2 separate regions of the Homo sapiens genome follow, and region 2 is linked to region 1. A link is a contact called in ENCODE Hi-C or POLR2A ChIA-PET data. All regions are on one chromosome and are shown on one strand. The core of a region is the stretch at or near the end of the contact, and the rest is flanking DNA. Distances in the headings are between cores, read along the strand shown.

The links. A loop is a pair of places that touch in the nucleus more often than their neighbours do. ChIA-PET counts read pairs that join two places held with the same protein, here RNA polymerase II (POLR2A). Pooled maps may share reads with other maps.
Region 2: a map of transverse colon shows a loop between it and region 1 (7-fold over the local background). The contact joins two enhancer-like sites. A Hi-C loop is called at or near these places in 1 of 168 maps with a recorded cell type or tissue (transverse colon) and 3 of 50 pooled maps. POLR2A ChIA-PET finds 5 or more read pairs at or near these places in 2 of 52 experiments (OCI-LY7 and T-cell).

The regions. Positions count from the first base shown.
Region 1 is chr10:76,085,504-76,088,203 of GRCh38, forward strand. All of the region lies in intron 5 of LRMDA (leucine rich melanocyte differentiation associated), which reads left to right. Among named protein-coding and RNA genes, the nearest start is that of MIR606, 530 kb to the left of the region's middle. Within about 2 kb of position 1,265, at least 11 of the 41 ENCODE cell types and tissues checked have a DNase peak (open chromatin) inside an H3K27ac peak, as active enhancers do; they include transverse colon, where a contact is called at or near this core.
Region 2 is chr10:76,395,924-76,398,623 of GRCh38, forward strand. The region is part of intron 6 of LRMDA (leucine rich melanocyte differentiation associated); the gene reads left to right. Among named protein-coding and RNA genes, the nearest start is that of KCNMA1-AS1, 490 kb to the right of the region's middle. RefSeq lists an enhancer at 836-2,700. Within about 2 kb of position 1,333, at least 10 of the 41 ENCODE cell types and tissues checked have a DNase peak (open chromatin) inside an H3K27ac peak, as active enhancers do; they include transverse colon, where a contact is called at or near this core.

The DNA of each region.
Region 1 (2,700 bases), core at 15-2,514:
ACACTCCTGAAGAATGGCCTGGCTGGGGCTGGGGTGGAGGGAGGGGTCGCTTTACTTTCCCCTGGCCCCTACCTCACAGGGATGGTGACTTTCCTTTCTCTAAGCCTTACCCTGACCCTGTGTCCTTGGAGAGTCGGTCTCTTTCCTGTCTCCCAGCGTCTTGCTGCAGAATGCTGTGGGATGTTGGTCTGCCTGGGACAGCCAAGGGAGGACAGTCCTGCCTGGAAAGTCCTGGTCTGCAGGGAAGACTTGGCCTCAGGTGTTTGTTTCCATGTAAGCTAAACATAGCCATCTTTTCTAGTGATCCTGGCTTCCTCCCCGCTCTCCCTCACACTCACACCCCCATCCTCTTCCTCATGAAGGATTTCACCTGCAGATAGCCTCTATAGACAGAGGAATATTTGACAAAACACAAGCATCTGCCCCAGCAGCTGTTCCCAGCAATGGGGATCAGTCACCAACTCCTCCCACCTCCTCCTTCTCATGCTTCACTCTTCTGCACCACCCCCCGCCCAATTTTATAGTCTTCTCAAGTTTAAAGACTTCCCTTGACATGCATAAAACCAAATTTCTCTTCTGGGGACCAGTGAACACATATTCTGATTTTTTTCTAGTTCCTCGCCTTACCCCATTCTCAGGAAAGCCCAGTTACTTCGTGAGTTCAGAGCACTTCCTTGCTGGGGCGCCTGCTAAGTGGGGTGAGTTTAACTGGAGCACCCCTCCCAACTTTTGGGAAAGAGTTCACTCTCACCAACCCATACTTTCTGCCTTTCCTTCTCTGGGATTGTCTTACCTCTGGAAATCCTTCAGGGACTTCTAGGGAATGGCTATGTCAATGGGGCTGGTAAAAAGCAGCTGTGGGCTGGTAAATGTCAGAAGCTGTTTGCAAGGCTGGGAAAATTCACTGTTTATTTCTTCAAACAAGCCCTAGTTTCCTCCACTGAGAATGTTCTTCATCAAACTCATCATTCAGGTTTGTATTCAGAGCAGTTTAGCTTAGGCATGCAATTGTCAGTCAACACTCGTAAGTAAGTGGCCAAGTTTAAAGTTACTCTTTGAATATTTCTATACACTCTATTCAGTAAGTGTTCACCAAGTCCCTTCTCTGTGGCTACCACACAGCTAAATACTCATGTGTATATGTGTGGGAGAGAGAGCGTTTTACTCTCGTGGAGGGGCCCGAATGAAAAAGGCATCACCGTGGAAGAACTTGAGCTTTCAGTCCTGATAGGTCATGGATATAAATGGATGGCAGCTGCTAGCACAGTGATTTATGAGTGATGCTCCCAGCCAAAGGAAGTCAGGCACATTCTAGAACTGCAGACCGCTGTGTACAGGGCATCTCAGTATATTTAGCAAAATGAGATTGCAAACCACAGAAAAAAGGGCTGAGTGGGTGGAGAGGAAGAACATTCTCTGGCCAGAAACTTGCTGAACTTTGAGGCCAGGGACCGGAGGCTTTGCAGAGGTGGGGAGAGACGTTCTTTGGCTTGTCCGACAGAAATAAATCACCACTGAGGAGATATACCAAAGGCCAATTATATGGAGTGTTTTCTTGGAAAATCATCTCCCAGACAGGCCCTGTAAATCATCCCCAGCATTGGCAGACATTCAGATCTGCCTGGTGGGGCGGGTGGCATGCCAGTGCACCCCAGTGTCAGGTAGAGGAATTACACAGGGGTAGTCTCGTTGTAGCAGGGAAAACAGAGGTCAGGTACTAGCTGTCTTCATCCGAGGAAGCAGTGTAGGGCAGAACTGTTTGTTCTGTCCTAGGAATTGTAGGGCCAAGGCTTTTGACCAGGTTTTGCCACTTACTTGTTCTGCGACTTTCAGATTCTCTACAAACAGAGTGGGGACTGGGTTATCTCTGAGGTTCCTAGAAGCCCTGACATTAATTTTATGCCTTTGTGTTCTCTATAACTTCTGCATAGCGTAAGCTTTTGCATACCACACCCTATGCTGGTAATTATCCCAAGAGAGACAAAAATTTCCATCTACCCAGCAAGGTTAGTCATACAGGATCATCTTGGGAGGGTGATTGGGGTCCCTCAAAGCCAGGTCCTCAGTGTAGCTGTAGAGAGAGATGGGAATTTAGCCTGGAGAATGAAGAGCTAAGGGGGATGCCAGAGGTACTGTGTTCAATATTGGAAGGGCTTCATGTGGAAGAGGGATCCGTGTCTGTTGTCCTACTCTGTAGGCCAAAAACAGGACCAATGAACTGCAAATAGAGGGGCCCAAAAGGAAGGAAAAGATAAACCAGCAATCATTATTCCATTGCTCAGTGACACAAACTTTGATTTCCTCAGTGTTTGAAAATATAGCAAGAACTCTTAACTGGCCAAATGTGGTGGCTCACACCTGTTATACCAGCACTTTGGGAGGCTAGAGTGGAAGGATTGCTTGAGCCTGGGAGTTCAAGACCAGCCTGGGCAACATGCAGACCCTGTCTCTACAAAACAAACAAACAAAAAATTATCTGGACAAGGTGTACCTATAGTCCCAGCTACTTGGGAGGCTCAGGTGGGAGTATCACTTGAACCCGGGAGGTTGAGGCTACAGTGAGCCGTGATTATACCACTGCACTCCAGCCTGGGTGACAGCAAGACACACAAAGTCTCACAGACACACAAAAAGAACTCTAACCATCAGAACTATCCAACAGTGGCACCTAAACCTGGCAGAGCGGAAAGTGATCCATCA
Region 2 (2,700 bases), core at 83-2,582, 310 kb after region 1:
TGATGACATTTTGTTTTGCTTTATTTTATTTTATTTATTTTCTGGGGCTGCCTGATACAAAAAGTTCCTTGTGAAAAGAGAAGATTGGAATCCAATTAGTAGATTGGAATTGATGAGTTAGTTAAGGGCTTTAGCATCCTACCATGGGCTGTGGTTTTTCCCCCTGAACCTATGGGCATGTTTTGATTGAAGATGATGGCTGGAAGCTGCCACGTTTGAAGGGCTAGAGAAAGAGCCTGGGTTTCCTGTGTCAGATGATACAAACTAGAAACTAGAAACGCTACATGGTAGGGAGGCAGTGGGGGACAGAAGAAAAGACATCATTATTCTTTGTCTCTTCTTTTCCCTGGGGGAAATGTTGGCATCCAAATATTCAACAGTAGGTTGACATGTGGAAAGTGGCCTAGCCAAAGGATCTGTGGTGATCGGGAGTCATAAATCAGATATGAGAGGGAGAGACCATATGGTGCAGAAAGAAAGTGACGATGCGATTCTTTCAGCTATAGCCACTCACGTGCACTCTCTTACCCAGTAGAGAGAGGGGCCCCTTTCCACTGTTTCTTTTCTACTTCCCCAGTGAACCTGCAGGAATGTCAGCTGAAATACCTTGCTCTTTTCTACACATTTCTGAATCAGCCAAGATGTCAGTGACCTGGAAAGGACTCAGGTGAGAGCCAGAGAAATGATTAAAGAGCCGGTGATGCCGATGATCCAGTGGGTGTCTCCTCTCCGCACCACTAGAACTGACTTATGGGAAGATAGTCAAATAACTAGATATGTGTTGTTTGGCCCAGGGCAGACAAGAAGGAAGGTATGGGGTAACTTGTCTCCAATGGAGTTGCCAACAGCCAATGAATTATTGTGTCTTTTCCTCTCCAAATGGACTGTCAGTATACATATATATATTTTCAAGTTTTATTGAAAATAGTTACCTCAAATTTACTTGCACTTATTTTCCTGAGAGTCTGAGGAATCACATTCTCATTGCTGCAGGCCCCCAGAAGTTTTGAAACAGCCTCTGCCACGCCACGCAACTCTACTCACCCAGAGAAATTGCCTTCCCTCTTTTCCCTCAACTTGTCTGGAGATGAAAAGGATGAGATTGAAACCCCTTTTCTTAGAGACACGTCCCCTCCCTTGCTGGTTTCTGGCTTCTCTTTTCGGTGTGTGAGCAAAATCATTTTATTAAACCATTTGTCAGGGGGCAGATGGGAAGTCTGTCTTTCCCATTAGTTAGCAGAAAGTGACCCCAGCAGCTGTGGAGGGAATCGGTCAAGCCATTGCTACCAACCAGACCAGGGTGGAGAAGGAGGCCGGGCTTTGCTCAGTTGTCACAAGGTCCCAGGCGGCTCCCCAGGAGCCTTGGAACTGATGAGGCCCTGTTTTTATTGGCCATGCCTGTGGTAGGCTGACTTCCTTCACTCTGAGCTTCAGGCCAGCCAGGGAAGGGGGCAGGGGCCACTAGCATTGGGAAGCTTTCGTACTTTGCCCTTAACACTCCATATCCCTGTTTAATTAATTTCCTAACTTTGTGGGGGAAAAAGATGAAATAAATAAGGCCAACTGACCACTTCATAATTTGTTTCTGAAGCTTGGCTGGACATAAAAGTCTCCCTTCCAAAACCACACGGCATAATTTATTTTACGATTCCCTCTCGGCACCAGGTCTGGGCTAACCTTGAGTTTGGAGGCTGTGCCTTCGCTTCCTGGTGCTGGTGGTCACAGTGTGTCCTTTCTTGGCAGTGGCCATGGGCCCAGCAAAACAGACCTCTGAAAGGCGAGCAGATTAATCATTTTGAAGGCATGCTCGCCTCAACAGTTCCCCTGCAGGATGTCGGAGAACCGGAGAGAGGGGACTGCTGTAGTTCACAAGGGGCATAGGGAAATGCCTGAAGACTCACAAAAACAAGGGGGTGAACAACAGAAAAAGAATGAGTGCTTTTAAATTGTACATGCTGGAGTTTTCACTAACCGAAAAGTATTACCAAAAAATATATTGCCACTCCTAGAGCACAAACTGTGATGAGTCCAACCCTTTTATTACAATCAGGCTTTCTCTAAATATATTATGCCCTGCAGGTCAAAATGATTTACTTCTCTATTTTGGGACATCTGAGTTCTATTCTACTGTTGCCAGTATGTTTTCAGCTGTGCCAGAACCGAGCAGGTCTGCGGCTCCTTTGTAACATCAAAACGGAGACATTTATCATTGAGATTTATCATGGGACAGCCTGCCAGATGGTTTGGGTATTTTAAAGGTGAACTGTTTGGGCCTTGATTAGCTCATGCGGACTTCTAGCTAAAGACAACTCTATCAGCTGCTCAGTGGAAAGACACTGACGTCCCCCTCCCCCCAGCTCCCTCCCTCTGTTCTTCTAGTAATGCAGAAAATATTAATGTAATGGCAGATGTGGCATAGATTGTCATTTCAGGAAGAAAACCAAGCCATAACCAATTCCACTGATTGCATTCTAATTATAATGTGACCTCCTGTTGCTTTGCATAGAGGCAGTATTCATTTCAGTACACCACTGTAAAACTTGCCTAGTCAACGACCCTCAAAGGGGCAATTGTAAGATTTAAGCTTGGATTTTTTTGCTCATACCAAAGTCCTTTATTCTGCCAAGCCTCTGCTGATTGGGCCAGAAAGAATGCATTTGATTATATAGACTAAACTTATTGGGAACAGAACCTCTGTGC